3 separate regions of the Homo sapiens genome follow, and all the other regions are linked to region 3. The links are chromatin loops, found by intact Hi-C in ENCODE. Cell type or tissue: endothelial cell of umbilical vein. All regions are shown on one strand. Region 1 overlaps SCEL (sciellin). Region 2 has its middle 29 kb from the start of SCEL. Region 3 holds the start of FBXL3 (F-box and leucine rich repeat protein 3).

Region 1 (5,000 bases), 540 kb after region 3:
TTGCCATATGTATGATAGGTTTTATAAACTTTTTTTTTGTAATTGATTTGATTTTTTTTTTTTTGGTAATTATGTTTGCTACAGGAAAGTAAATGAGAGAGATGTGCCAAAAGCTACAATTAGTCGGTACAGTTCTGATGACACTTTGGACAGGTAAGGGGCTTTTGAACCATATAAATGGAATGCATAACATATTAAATACATTTTCTAATAAAGTTATGAAGTATTTAAAAGTTTACCAAAATAAGGTTTGAATCACTGATATTTTATTCCCAGGGATGGAGGGCTCTAAGAATTGAATTATCTTCTTCAGATCTCACTAAATCTTGGCTAGATGCATTTCCAAAATCTTTTTAATAGTAGATTGATATGAAATATTCTTAGAGACACTGATTTGAGTACAGCTAGGGTGGGTACTGTGCAGAATCTGTTAGTTCAATATAGGTTTTTTTTTTTTTTTTTGCGAATATGTATAATCCTTGTTCCAACATTTGGTTCTTCCACACTGATGGTGGAAAAACGTTAGTCCATGCAACTGCTTTATGGAGAGACTGTAAATTTTAATAATACAATAGTTTCAATCCACTCCAGGACAGAGACGTTAGCTCTTTACTTTCTCTTTAGAAGGTGAAAATACTCTTTTGACACTGGAGTCTCCATAGGGCTGATAGAATGAGTCCAACGTGTGTGCCTCCTGTTAGTTCCTTCTTACATGGAGGGAAAGGGCTCATCTCTACAGGGAAAATAGGGCAACTTCTATTCAGGTTGAAGTATAAATGCCACAAATCAAATTTTTAGTTTAGATTTGGTAGAGGCGCTTAGTAAGCATAAGTAAAGGACAAAGTTAGCATCTTTAATAGGAGTCTTTTGGACTCCTATTAAATAGGCACCATAAGTACCCAAAGCCAGTGCTAGTTGAGTTTACTCCCTGCAGCTAAAGATGTGCTGCAATTGCAGGCAAAAATGGCACCTACTGGGTTTTAAGCAAATACATGGTAACTTACAGCATCCAATAGATTCTAAACTCAGACTATGCCAGTGTTGATTAATGTAGCAAATGTATATACCTTCTGCATTATTCCTAGGCTTTCAAGTCAGTCACCCTAATAGAGGACAATCAATGCTGGTATCCTAAAGAGTTGGTCTTTCTCTTTTAAAAATTATCATCCTTGTCAAAAATGAGTTTGTAGTATATGTACAAGATCTCATCTCCACAGCGGTGCATAGAGAAGAGGTATATAAAATACCTCTGTCCATTCATCCTGGTCTTGCAGATGGTTAATTGAAGAAGGAAACCCTATTTCTAGGAATGAATTTTAAAGTGAGATAATTGAGACTCAAGTAAGGTGGAAAACCTAAGCTTTTGTAGGCTGTGCATCTGAACGTTTATGTCAGGCCAGCCGAGATACAGCCTAGGAATGTGGGAAATAGACTAGACCTCACAGGCAATGTAGTTAGGTCATTCTCAGCCTTAGCTATAAATTAGTACCACTGAGTGGGCTCTTAAACTTTATTGATGCCTTGGTCCTACTACCCCTCACTCCCCAAATTCTGATTTAATTAGCCTGAGGTGGAACTCAAGCATTTTTTTTCAAGCTTATAGAGTAATTCTTATGTGCAGCTGAGATTCAGAACCACCAATATAGCTCAAGCCCTTCATTTTATACCCTCAAAAGCAGGCCCAGAGATTACATGATCTATTTACACACTTTAGTGGTATGTTTGGGCAAAGTATCCTGGCAGCTCATTCCCAAGGCACTAAATGTGGAAATAGATTTGAGGAAGAGAACACAGGGGTTAGTAAAGAAAGGCAAGTCCTGTTAGCAGGAGCTGAACTTCTGTAATACAGACCACTCCAAAATGTAAGACATGAAATAATTTTAGGAGGAAGATGATCAAATATATCTGGTATGTGTGCATTTGCATTTTAATAATGATGCACTTGTTTTAATGAATATGAGAAAAGTACTGAGTTTACGTTTGAAAAGTTCCCTTTAAAATATACTTATGTGTGTAAAATGTGAGGTGTGCAAAAGAGACATAAATAAATGTGTATGTAGCATCCAGAGACAGTGGGTTATAACTAATTTGGAAAACCTAGGTTAGGAGGCCCTCTAGTGCTCCATTGTGAAAGTATAACTTCTCCTTCGGCTTTTCTGATCATGCTGCTAATTACATTGTTTGGTATTTCAAGTCTCCAAGACAGATTTTTATTAAAACAACCTATTTTATATCACAAGTTGACAGAAATTTAATTTCCAGGATAAATACAAAATTAATCTCCCACAGCAATAAGAAATCAACATACATATTGGAATGGTGGTTTAGAGTTCTCTCCATTACCATTGATAGACTTATTCCCCGGGTAGCATGATAGAGACTATGAGAGGTGACTAAAGAGTAAAGGAAGGTCTGTTAACCTAATATATGAGTTTTGGGAACAATCATACTACAGAATCGAATATATGACATTGGATCCCAGTGAACGATTTGGGAGATAGACTACTTTCTACTTGTGTTACCAAGAGAAAGCCATGCAATAACTCTGAGACTCCATTTATTTATCTATAAAATGAAAATCATTATACCTACCTTGTAGGGATGTTCTAGAGAGTAGAAAAAACATATCAAATGACCAGCAAGAAGTACTAGGTATGAGACAAGGAAAGAAGGAACAGGGGCCGAAGTTATGAGATCCCACCGTTGGCATATAATGATAACCTTCCTTATTTGTGCTTTCTGACTCAAGAAGCAGATGAACACACCTTTTCTAGATCTATGAGATTAGAATGATTAAAATCTCTAATGATCATTTGGACTCATTACATGTATTAGTCAAAGTAAACTAATTTGTCAAGGTAGAGTAACTTTTTAACAAATCTGCTTCCTCTCTTCCAAATCTAATGGTTTAACACACTATAAGGTACTACTTGACACATCAGAGTCCAATGTGATTTGCTGGAGTCCATGAAGTGACTCAGGGACCTAAGTTCTTTCTATATTTTAATGCCGCCATATTTATGCTGCCATGCATACCAAAGCCATAGTAGAAGGGGGAATAAATAACAAGGAAGACCACCAGGAGGTTTTACAATGGGTCTGGAAGTGGCAGATAACGTATCTGCCCACACTCTTTAGTCTAGAGCTCAATCACATGGCCCCAACTTAATTGCAATGAAGGTTGGAAAATGTGGTCTCCCTGATTGCTCAGAAAGAAAAGAAAATGTGTTTTGCAAACACATAATATTGTTTATGCCACAAACCTTAAAAAAAAAGCCAAGTAGTTCATTGATGCCTTTTACTGACATAGGAAGTACTGTCATTGACAAGATATATCATTAGAAAATAATGAAAATGAAAATAGAGTTAAATGCTCAATGAGTCAGAAAGACAAACAGGCAAAAGGCATAACACTTAAAATTTCAGGCTGGGTGCCTTGGCTCACACGTGTAATCTCAGCACTTTAGGAGGTGGAGGCGGATGGGTTACCTGAGGTTAGGAGTTCGAGACCAGTGTGGCCAACATGGTGAAACCTCTTCTCTACTAAAAATACAACAATTAACTGGGCGTAGGGGTGCGTGCCTGTAGTTCCAGCTGCTCAGGAGGCTGAGGCAGTAGAATAGCTTGAACCCTGCGGGCAGAGGTTGCAGTGAGCTGAGATCACACTACTGCACTCCCGCCTGGGCAACAGAGCAAGACTCCATCTCAAAAAATAAAATAAAATTTCAAACTATATTAAAACAACCTCATAAGTAGATTTTGTCATAAGTGGTTTCTTTTTATTTAAAAATTTTCTAAAATGTAACACTTGAAAAATAGTTCTCTTTACTAGAGAAAGGCTATGTTGTTAAGCTATTCTAGCATGAAAATGGTCTGAAAGGAGTTTGATAATTTAAATATTTATCCAGACTTTTGTCTTGTTTCTTTATAAAGGATCTCAGACAGAAATGATGCTGCTAAAACATATAAGGCCAATACCTTGGATAACCAACTAACCAATAGGTACCAGTATCTACTAACTATGGGAAAGGCTCAAGTATAATATTTTTCTAAGTGTTACCTATGTACTTGCAATTCTTCAATCCTACTTGATATCTTTCTGTAAATTCTTAGTCTCTATCATTACTCCTGTTCATGGCTAGAATAAAACCTTGTTGTTTAGCTTAAGAATCAAGAGCACTTGTAGCTCCAAATCACCATTCTTACCACATTTATGTTTCTGTTTAAGTTGTCCTGGTGGCAAAATTATGAAATAGGTGCAAATGCAAATTTTACATTATTATTGTTAAGGAAAATTACTGAACCCAACAAATAAAAATATTGGGCTTAAAAGATACTAAATTTTCAGAAGAAAAAAAATTCTTTGGAATCTAGTACAAGAGACAAAATCATGAAATCATCTTATGAAATTTATTAAAATATGATGCTTTCTATTTCTTTCTCTCACCAGTGTCTAACTTTTAAAACTCTAAATTCAGGAATAATTCCAAATAGATGCAAATGTTCATTCTTCATTGTTCAAACTTTGCTTTCTTTCTCTCTTACCAGGAGCATGTCCATGTTTAGATCACTGGAAGTAACAAAGTTGTATGTATTCTTTCTAATTGTAGTATATTTCTTTTTATGTATTCAAGAAAAACCAGGGAAAACCACCTCAGGCCAATTTTATTGGAATACAGCCATGCCCCTATTGCTCTGGCAGAGTTGAGTAGTAGAAGACAATACCAAAATGGTCTGTAAAGGTTCAAATGTGACTATCTGGACTTTTGCAGAAAAAAAAGATTGCCAATCATTACTCTATCCAAACACCAAAGCTTAGATCATCCTTTCTTTCTTCTTCTTTATTAAAATCTAGACTCCTTATTTTTTCCCCTACAGGACTTTTCTTCCCTCTACTCTCACAATAATTAACCCTTCCTCCACACCTCACTTCCTTCCCCACCCACCCTTCACATCTATGCCTCCTCCTTCAGAGAAAATTGAATTGGGAAAACATGGGG
Region 2 (5,000 bases), 480 kb after region 3:
ATATTGCTCCTAACCTTGGCTTAAATGCTCTTAATCTAGAAGGGCCGTTAAGCCCACAAGTTTTGGGTTCAGAGAGATGAAGTCCCATCTCTGCCAGTGTGAAAATTAGAGCAAATCAATTTTCTTATCTATAAAATTAGAGTAAATTCAGTTTATATCCAAAATGGGATTTAATCATATTAAATCATTAATATGATCTTTAATCATATTAATTAATTAATTAATTAAAGATCAATCTTTAATATGATCTTTCCCACTTAATTTTTCAATGTCTCCCATGCCCACTCCCATAGGGTCAGGTATGAGGCTTTCAGTCATCAGTCCATTTTCCAGGGTACCGTGACTGGCTAGTTCAGACTAGCCGATACGGGAGTCATCCAGAATTTATGCAATTTAAACTTTTCTGTTGATTTTATTTAGTTGTTAGGGATGATTTCTGTTTCAAAGTGAGGAAAAAATCTTCCATTTTCCATTGGTCAAACCTTACTGACATTTATTCAACCAAAATTGAGTGCCCCCCTTGTGCTCAGCACTATCCTTGTGATAGGCAGACAGCATGCAGTAATGCAATAAAAGCTGCTATGCTCGCTCGTGGAGCTTACATTCTAGTAATACCTATATACACTGTTAAGTGTGTTTACAATATGTTGTTACATCTTTTTCTCTGTTTAAGGCAAATTTCTACAGGCCATGACTTGTTGCGTTTGTAACTATTAGTTGAGTATCTCAAACACAAAACCTGAAGATGAAAAGATAAAATGCTACCATTATTACTGTTGTTGTTGTTATTTTAATTCTAATAACCCATAGAATTTATAAGAGCTATTAAGTTTTGAAACATGCAAATAGATAAAAAGCAAGCACAATGTTACTTTTTCAGAGTCATTACTATTACTCAGTGTTACTTTTTCAGAGTCTATTGCTATATAGAAAATTTTGAGGCACCCGCCAGGTGCAGTGGCTCACGCCTGTAATCCCAGCACTTTGGGAGGCTGATGGGGGTGGATCATGAGGTCAAGAGATCCATCCTGGCCAACATGATGAAACCCCATCTCTACTAAAAAATACAAAAATTAGCTGGGTGTGGTGGTGCGCACCTATAGTCCCAACTACTTGGGAGGCTTAGGCAGGAGAATTGCTTGAACCCGGAAGGCAGAGGTTGCAGTGAGCCGAGGTCGTGCCACTGTACTCCAGCCTGGCCGCGACAGAGCGAGACTCCGTCTCAAAAAAAAAAAAAAAAAAGAAAAAAAAAAAGAAAATTTAGAGGCACCAAACACCACTGAATTTGTAAACCCCCAGATTTTGAAGACTCAGAAAGGACTAAGGACTAAGTTTATACTCATTCAGCCTTGCAAATAAATACCAAATTTACAGAGGTACTCAAAATAAATATGTTTTCATTTTATAGTGACAGTGCACATAAGAAAAAAATTTACCCCTTTGTTTTTCTGTCCTAACAACGTCTGGCTCTAAACAATTCTATAACATACACATACAGGTACACATTGAATATATACATTTTTAAATCAAGTATTATTTCAACAATGCTTTGAATAAATTTACAGGAACCCAGTGGGGTTTTTTCCTTTCAGTAAGACTAATCCCTAGATTTGAAAATTGATTGAATTGAGGGGTATGACAAGTTCAAATTCAAACATTATCATCACCTCAATATTAAACTAACCATAAAAATATTCCATATATAAAACATGATTAAAAATAATCACTGTCATAGTAGTTAGAAAATAAGGCTTCCTTCACCTGAAATTTTGTCCATTTGAAGAGGGAAGTGGACCACAGTAGGGAGGGTTGAAGACTGGAGACTCCCCAAAGAGCTCCCTGATATTTATTATCATCAGCAACAGAAATCCCAGAACACGGCCGGGTGCAGTGGCTCACGCCTGTAATCCTAGTGCTTTGGGAGGCCGAGGCAGGCGGATCACAAGGTCAGGAGATCGAGACCATCCTGCCTAACGCGGTGAAACCCCATATCTACTAAGAATACAAAAAATTAGCTGGGCGTGGTGGCGGGCGCCTGTAGTCCCAGCTACTCGGGAGGCTGAGGCAGGAGAATGGCGTGAACCCTGGGAGGCAGAGCTTGTAGTGAGCCGAGATCTCGCCACTGCACTCCAGCCTGGGCGACAGAGCGAGACTCCATCTCAAAAAACATAAAACAAACAAACAAAAGAAATCCCAGAACACTTTTTATTTATGAGAAGATGGCAATGAAATGTGTGTACTAAATTATAGTGCTTCTTTTTCTTCCATTTCTGAAAGCAGTGACATTCCTATTGGTGCACTTTAAAAAGGAAGCTAAAGTCAGAAGTGGATTGCTGCCTCCTGCTCTTTTTTTTATATTTTAACTTTTAGGTTCTGGGGTACATGTGCAGGTCTGTTATATGTGTAAACTCATTACTTGAGGGTTTGGTGTACAGATTATTTTGTCACCCGTTACTAATCATAGTACCCAACTGCTTTTTGTTTGTTTGTTTTCTGAACCTCTCCCTCTTCCCACCCTCATAACATTGAAAAATGTGTTCTTACATGTAATTGGGAAAGTAATTTCCTAAAAAGAATTTAATTAAGCCTTAAATAATAGGCTTCTGTCACCTGCATCCTTCTCAAAGCTGACTTACTGCTTCACTTTTTTTTTTTTTTCTGACTTAACCAAAGATAATGGACCTTTTGAGGTTCTGGCTGTAGGTTTGTTCCTGGTAAGTGGGCTTGAAGTATTGTGAGATCAAATCCAAAATGGTATTTTTTTAAACTAGGCTACCATGTGAATACCATTTCCCACCAAAAGTAACAGAAGAGTTCATGAACATGGAAAAAAAAAGTATTCTTTTAGCAGCTTGATACACAAGGCTTCATTATTTTTCTTACTTTGTTTCCCTCTAGTGCCCCAAAGTGAAAAGTGCATGGGTATTTTATATGGAGATGTCCAATTCAATTAATTTATTCATTAAAAAGAAATTGATTAGATTCATTCTTATTGTCCCTTTTAGAACTTGGGTACTACTGCTCCTTTTTAGGACATAAAGTCCTGAATCCCCTGTACTCCGCGATCCCACCAATACCGCTAAACACCTCTTCTTGGTCATACTCAGATTTCAGAACCAAGCAGATGATTGTGATTGTGTTTGTTTCCATGTCTTCTGCCTAGTTCTTATTTTTTTAAAAAATTTTTTTTGGCTTGGCGGGGGGTGGTCCTGAATTTAATAGGGCTACAAACTATAATCATAGGCAGGCATTAGGCTCAAGTTGGAACAATTTTTAACTAAAATGACTTAATATAATCACTTAATTTACTTTGTTATGCAATAACTCATAGTAATTTTTTTTTTTTTTTTTTTTTTTTTGAGACGGAGTCTCGCTCTGTCGCCCAGGCTGGAGTGCAGTGGCGCAATCTCGGCTCACTGCAAGCTCCGCCTCCCGGGTTCACGCCATTCTCCTGCCTCAGCCTCCCAAGTAGCTGGGACTACAGGCGCCCGCCACTACGCCCGGCTAATTTTTTGTATTTTTAGTAGAGACGGGGTTTCACCGTTTTAGCCGGGGTGGTCTCGATCTCCTGACCTCGTGATCCGCCCGCCTCGGCCTCCCAAAGTGCTGGGATTACAGGCGTAACTCATAGTAATTTTTAAGAAGGGGGAAATGCATAAAAAATGGACTACGTAGTCCATTTTTGACCTGGAGACATCATCCTTTGTCACATTTACAGTTACTCATGAGCATTTGTCTCTCCCCTAGTTTTAAAAAAGAGAACAATGATCAGGGCTTGCAACCACAGCAAGTGTTATTACCAGGGAGAATTATTATCTTGCTGATCATTCTAGGTGAGACTGCATATGCTTTGTGGTCACTGTGGGCTGGTGCTCTGGAGCAGTGATTCAGAGGCACTTACAATTTCTTTTGGCAGAATGCCGGGTATACATAGCGAAATGATATTTTTATGGCTTTTCTAGGGTTTGATGATCTCACATTTCAGGCTGGACAACTTCCCATAGTGATAGACCTATTATTAATTAGAGAATGTACGTGTGACAACCAGTAAGGGATGCTTTTGTTTTTTTCTCAAAGAAGAAGGTACTCAATGGACCATCTGGGGAACACATGATGTACTGTGAGGTTGTCCCACCCTGATCTTTTGTGGTCTCAAATATGTGACCAGACGCCTTATATTCCATTCTTGACTGTTCTCCATCAGATAAGAATCAGGCAACACAGTAAAAACAGTGCTCTGATTTCAGGCAATAAGTTCTTTAATACCTTTTTAAAGCTCAAGGTAGAATTGTTGAGCTGCAAGTGACAGCCTGCTTATTTAGAGTTAGAACAGGAGAGATTGAGATGAAGTAAACCTGGATGGGATGCTTTCTTTGGCATGATTTTAAAGACACTTGGCAATAATCTTCAAAGGAGGGTGTGTGTTTATCTTTCTTGGCATGGCTTTTGTTTTACTTCTGAAGCCCCACCTTTTCTTTCGGGTAATTTTTTTTCCCCAGTATGTCTGGCAACTGTGCTGAGGCTGCCCACAGTGCCAACTTTTCTGGGTAACTTAGGGAAAAAAATTGAATATGAATTTTTGCTGTCAAGTAGAAAAAGAATATCCAAATGATTGCTTTGCAGTTGAGTGTTGCTTGCTATGTTGAGATGATCATAGAGCAATCTGAGAACTCCAAAATTTTGGTAACTTATTTATATAGAACTCAGTGAAGTGAGCCTTTAAAACGAGAGAAAATATCAATGAACATTCTGTTTTACTTAAAAAAGTTATTCCAGTTCAATTACCATTACCACCAATTTCATTTTTCAATGGAAATCATAAGTACTGAATGTAACGGTTTAGGATTTTAAGCTCTCATGTGGTTGTAGACCCAAAATTTAAGATAGAAATGTATAAGAAGGACTAATTCTTAATCCAAAAATACAGTGGTCAAGTGAGTGAGTTATTGCTTCCTGGCCTTTTGGCTAAGATCAAGTGAAGTGCGTGGGTTTTAAAGGCA
Region 3 (5,000 bases):
GACTCTAGAAATCTAGAGCACCAAAACTAGGCCTCTTCAGGGCTCTGGCAGTTTAATTTCCTGCAAAGCTTCTAGGCCCCAAATAATGCAACTTAGGCCACCACAGCTTTTGGTGAGGGACTGATATGACTACAAACTGCTAAATAGCAAACTACTGAGGAAAGACCACAGACTAGCTGAGCAGCACAAGGAGTTAGTGAACTAACTCTATGTTCCATAAACTTTCCAGGTGGGCGCGGTGGGCCACGCCTGTAATCCCAGCACTTTGGGAGGACAAGGCGGGCGGATCGCTTGAGCTCAGTAGTTTGAGACCAGCCTGGGCAACACGATGAAACCTGTCTCTACAAAAATTAGCTGGGCATGGTGGCCCATGCCTGTAGTCTCAGCTACTAGGGAGCCTGGGGTGGGAGGATCGCTAGAGCCGAGATCGCGCCACTGCACTCCAGCCTGGGTGACAAAGTGAGTCCTTGTCTCAAAAAAAAAAAAAAAAAAAAAAAAACTTTGAAAGAAGCAACTTCATTAGGTGAAGACCGGAAGTGAACAGCTAGCCGTGTGCATCGTTGTATTAGGCACTTTTACACTGGGCATGCAATAATTTTAAATGCTCATTTGTAGTTAACTCTAAAAAGCCTATTTTGGCATCACAGTTCCTTTCTGTTCTGCTTTTACTAATATCAAACTAATATGCATTCTTTGGCTGAACTACAAGAATAAAACACTATAAAGAGGTTAACTCACAACTAAATGCTTAGAGAGCGCACAGTGGCGAAAATCTGTCTACAGGTCATATAGATAGATAGATAACTGATAGTTGATGGTATTTTTATAAATATTTCAGAGATAACAGAAACTAAGTTACTTTTTTTTCAAGTTAGAAAAGGAGGATTCTAATTAAAAAATCTGGGTCACTCAACTGGATATCATTAGCAACGACAAAATAAAAATGATCTCTCTCACCTCTCAGCTTGGAGATACAGACCATTTACTGGGCTGCTTCCTGACCCCTGTCTGCAACCCCACCTAAAGGACTGCCCACGCCAAAGGCAGACGCGAATCCGCTCAACACAAGTTGACCAAGTTTTTCGCCTGGCTAAGCGGCAGGGGCGTCCCCTCCTCCCTGCGCCACCTCCCCACCGACTGGCTTCCCCTGACATTTCTCATGCGCCCCACCCTGGGCAGTTTGCTTTGACATTTCAGTGCCTCATTGCTCAAGCTACCAGCACGGGCGTAGCCGACGCCGGGAGAGCCCACAGAGTGCGAGCTCCATGGTGCCTGTCACCAGCCCCCGCCAAGGGTCATAAAGCCTGGCAGGAGCCGCGGCGAACCCGGGAGCGGCGGCGTCGCGGGCAGGCTGCAGGCGGCCGCCGCACACGCACCACGCCTTGTTGACATGTTTGGAAGCAGGCACGGCGGGGAAACGCCCCCAAGCAAGCTCCAAGGTCTGGGTGCCGCGCCCCGCGCCCCGCCCGGCACTCCTGAGGAGCGGCCCGCGCGCGCCCCGGCCCCCGCGCCCCCCCCCACCCCACCCCACCCCGGCCCGCCCACAGACGGTCCGCGGTCCCTCCCCGGCTCCGCCGTCGCAGCGGGGCTCGGCCCTGCCCCTCCGCCGTTACCTGCTGCCGGGGGCGGCTTCCCCCACACACCACCCCGTGCTCCGGGGACGGCGGCGGCTGCAGGTCCCGCGGCTCTCACATGAGGCGCCCCTGGCCCCCCGCTTCGCGCTCCCGCAGCCGCGGCCCCCCGCGCTCCGCCCGCATCCGAGGCGCTGGTCCCGCGGAGGGCGCCAACGCGGCTCCACCTTTGCGGCTCTGGCTGCCCAGAAAGAAGCTTTCCTTCTCAGTCCCGCGCTGTCTGTGTTCAGGGATCCCCGGCGCCGCGAGAGACTACCTCAGCGAGCGGCTGCCACCGCGTAAGCTTCCTGCACCTGGGCCACAAACAGCGAGTCTAAAATGGCGCCCAGGGCTCGCGGCCGCGCGCTTCCCTGGCGCGTCCCCGCCCAAGGGGGCGGGAAGGGGGCGGGGGGGGGGCGGAGCCCGGCGGGAGTAGGGCCGCGCCCAAGCGGGAGCGCGCGCTGCGGCCGCCCCAGTCTCCTTGCTGTGGGACGAGCCTCTGCCTTCCTGCCAGAGATGTGACTCCCGCTTGAAGGGGATTTTTTTTGTTGTTTTGAGATGGAATGTGGGAGGGCTGAAGCTAGCTATATGTGGAAGAGACTATCTGTGGCTGAAACTGGAAGGTTTAGGGAGGTGGAGCAGAAAAAAGAAAGGAAGGAGTCTCGCCGGAGCCTGCTGGGGACCGCGGCCCGCGGGTGGCCGCCCCGGATGCCTGAAACCGAGGAGTTAAATACAGTCTCCGAAGACCCGCGCATCGATGTGCATAAGTGGTGCTTAAAAGATGCCAAGGAAATGTACCAGAATAGTGAGAGTATTAACGCTGGGATTGCACATGGTTTTTGTTTTTCAAATATTTGTATTTCCCAATATTTCTAAAGTGGCTTTTATCATTAGAGTTATTACATTTTAAAAACGACATTTGCTTTATGAAATAGAGTCCTGAAATTTGTAAATAGCTTTTGAAACGCAATGGGGAAAGTAAAGGATTACAAAGCTGCTGAAAAGAAAACCTCTGGTGAATCCTTTTGTAAATCAAGGCATCTTTGTAACTGCTACCTAGTTGACTTGTTTTAAAGTTTGGATTTTTTGATACTGCGTTTTCTTACAGTTAGAAACATTCTTAGGTGCAATATCATTAAGTTGAATCATGCGCCATTCCTCTCTACACCTCCAAAAAAAAAGAGAGAAAGTAGTTTTCCATTCAAAGATGTCTTAGAACACTCAGACCCATGTATAAGACACTGAAAAGCAGTGGTGCCCAGGGAGCTCTCCGTTCTTCCCGTTTTCTCAAGAAATTGAGCTAGGAAGCCATGTATAAAGTTACGTCGAAGTTCAGTGTGAGGCCAGGAGTGGTACAGGCTTATGTCTGTAATCCCAACATTTTGGGAAGCCAAGGCAGAAGGGTTGCTTGTGGTCAAGAATTGGAGACCAGCCTGCGCAATATGTCCAGACTCTTGTCTCTACAAAAAAATAGAAGAGTAATAATTTTAAAAAATCAGACGAGCTTGGTGTAATCCCGGCTACTACTCAGGAGGCTGAATCGAGAGGATGGCTGGAGCCCAGGAGTAGGAGGTTACAGTGACCTATGATGTCACCACTGCACTTCAGTCTGGGTGAGAGAGTGAGACTGTTTCTATAATAAAATGAATTCAATGTGGGGAAATGCCAGTGTTGTTTGTTCGGTGTTTTTTAAGGGCCTGTCAGCTGTCAGATCACTGAATCAAACTGTACAAAGCCTCTAGTAGCATAAGAGTGTGGATTTGCCTGAGCTGCAACATTTGTTTAGGTCCCTCAGTGACTGGATGATGAGGAACAATAGGAAGTTCTAAGAAGGACAATGATAATTATTAAGGAAAAACAAATAAGTCAAATACAGGCCCATTTATTTAAAGTTGGGTGAACAGTATAAATGATCAGCAAAATACATTAAACCAATTCAGTAAACATGATGAGCATAGGTTGCATTACGTTAATATTGTATCACATTACGGTTATATCACATTCCAATCATAGTTCTTTTTTTTCTTTTTTCGCCATTATGATCTATTCTCCTCCTAAACAAGACAAGGACCTTGGCACACTTGACCTATTGAATACCCCTTTTCTTCCCTGTTATTGGCAAATATTTTATTTCACCTCATTTTTTTTGAAAAAAAACGTTTATTTTTTAATCAGTCAGTACTTATTTACATTTATCAATTGTATCATCAAGATCAGTGGCATGGTAGGTGGGAGAAAGGATGAGTGTGGAGCACATTGATCCAACTGGGAAAAATAATTTATTACTGACCCTGTTTGGAATTGCCAATGCATGTGGTAATAAAAAGCAGATGAACAATTAGTCTCTTTATTATTGTTTTAAATTATCCACAGACAATGTACCCCCTCCACCACGTAGAATGGTGTAGACTATTCCCACACCACCCCAGCCTTGGTACACCAATGATCAGGATAGATTAGATTATGTTGCAGTAGTTCCTTAAATACCATCTTGTAATTCCTCGTTTTTGATGACCTTTACAGTTTTTAGGAGTACTGCTTTAGTATTTTTGTAGAACGTCCCTCAATTGGGGTTTGTCTTAGGTTTTTTTCTTATAATTACATGGGGACTATGGATGTTTTAGAAGGAAAACTACAGAGGTATAAAGTACCATTCTCATCACATCATATCAAGGGTACATCTATTAATACGACTTATCCTTGTTGATGTCAACATTAATCAGAGGTTGAGATCAAGTTATTCTACTTAAAGTTACCCTTTTCCCTCTCTTTTTGTACTGGAAGAAAGTCACTATGTGCAGCCAACACTGAAGAATGTGGATTTACCTGAACTGCAACATTTCCTTGAGAGGGGAATGTCTATTTAAATTATTAAAACTTTTCTGTCTTGGGAGGTGTATCTACATATCTCTTAATTGTATATGTTTACTTTTCTGTCTGTAATTTCTGTAGATCTGTCTTCAAGTCACTAATTTAGTCTATTTAGTCTTTGCTAAGACTACCTTTGCCTGCGTTTTTCGTTTCTAAAAGTTTTATTTGGTTCTTTTTCATATCTACCTGATCTTTCTTGATACTCTTTTCACTTTGTAATTTCTTTTTTTCTTAAATTGTTTTAATCCTATGAAATAATTGGGGGTCTAATCATGATATGTGTCAATGTTTGTTCATGGTGGGTTGTTCCTCATGTATTTTATAATTTTGGATTGTGAGTTCATCTTCCGTACAACTTTAGCTGCAGGAATTTTGTGCAACAGGCAGAAGCTGGAAGGGGAGGAGATTGTTAGTGAGTGCTGGAAAGACAATAAGGAATTGTTAATGGAGTCCAGAGAAATCAGGATATCTTTAGATATCTTTCATATAATAATGGCAAGCCCAGGGAAACATTTGTCT

What was found. Hi-C counts contacts between places; a loop is a spot of excess contacts. Peaks named below come from ENCODE experiments on the same cell type or tissue, not always from the same donor. Only the 100,000 strongest peaks of a DNase experiment are listed, where the experiment ranks them.
Region 1: a loop joins it to region 3, with 2.6 times the contacts of the local background. A loop is called at or near these places in 4 of 110 quality-filtered maps.
Region 2: a loop joins it to region 3, with 18 times the contacts of the local background. A loop is called at or near these places in 4 of 110 quality-filtered maps.

Annotation. Positions count from the first base shown.
Region 1 is chr13:77,563,747-77,568,746 of GRCh38, forward strand. It overlaps SCEL (sciellin), which reads left to right. Exons shown (of 33, transcript NM_144777.3): 5 at 85-153; 6 at 3,934-4,002; 7 at 4,549-4,587. Among named protein-coding and RNA genes, the nearest start is that of SCEL, 31 kb to the left of the region's middle. In endothelial cell of umbilical vein, a CTCF peak has its summit at 2,130; a DNase peak (open chromatin) is centred at 2,115; H3K27me3 peaks cover 463 bases.
Region 2 is chr13:77,504,166-77,509,165 of GRCh38, forward strand. No RefSeq gene overlaps it. Among named protein-coding and RNA genes, the nearest start is that of SCEL, 29 kb to the right of the region's middle. In endothelial cell of umbilical vein, a CTCF peak has its summit at 2,897 (motif pointing left); DNase peaks (open chromatin) are centred at 2,886, 3,946 and 4,456; H3K27ac peaks cover 1,407 bases.
Region 3 is chr13:77,025,214-77,030,213 of GRCh38, forward strand. FBXL3 (F-box and leucine rich repeat protein 3) reads right to left here and starts at 1,946. Exons shown (of 5, transcript NM_012158.4): 1 at 1,614-1,946. RefSeq lists silencers at 1,487-1,546, 1,567-1,846, 2,017-2,066. In endothelial cell of umbilical vein, no CTCF peak of the experiment used is centred here; DNase peaks (open chromatin) are centred at 1,228 and 1,998; H3K4me3 peaks cover 1,983 bases; H3K27ac peaks cover 1,441 bases.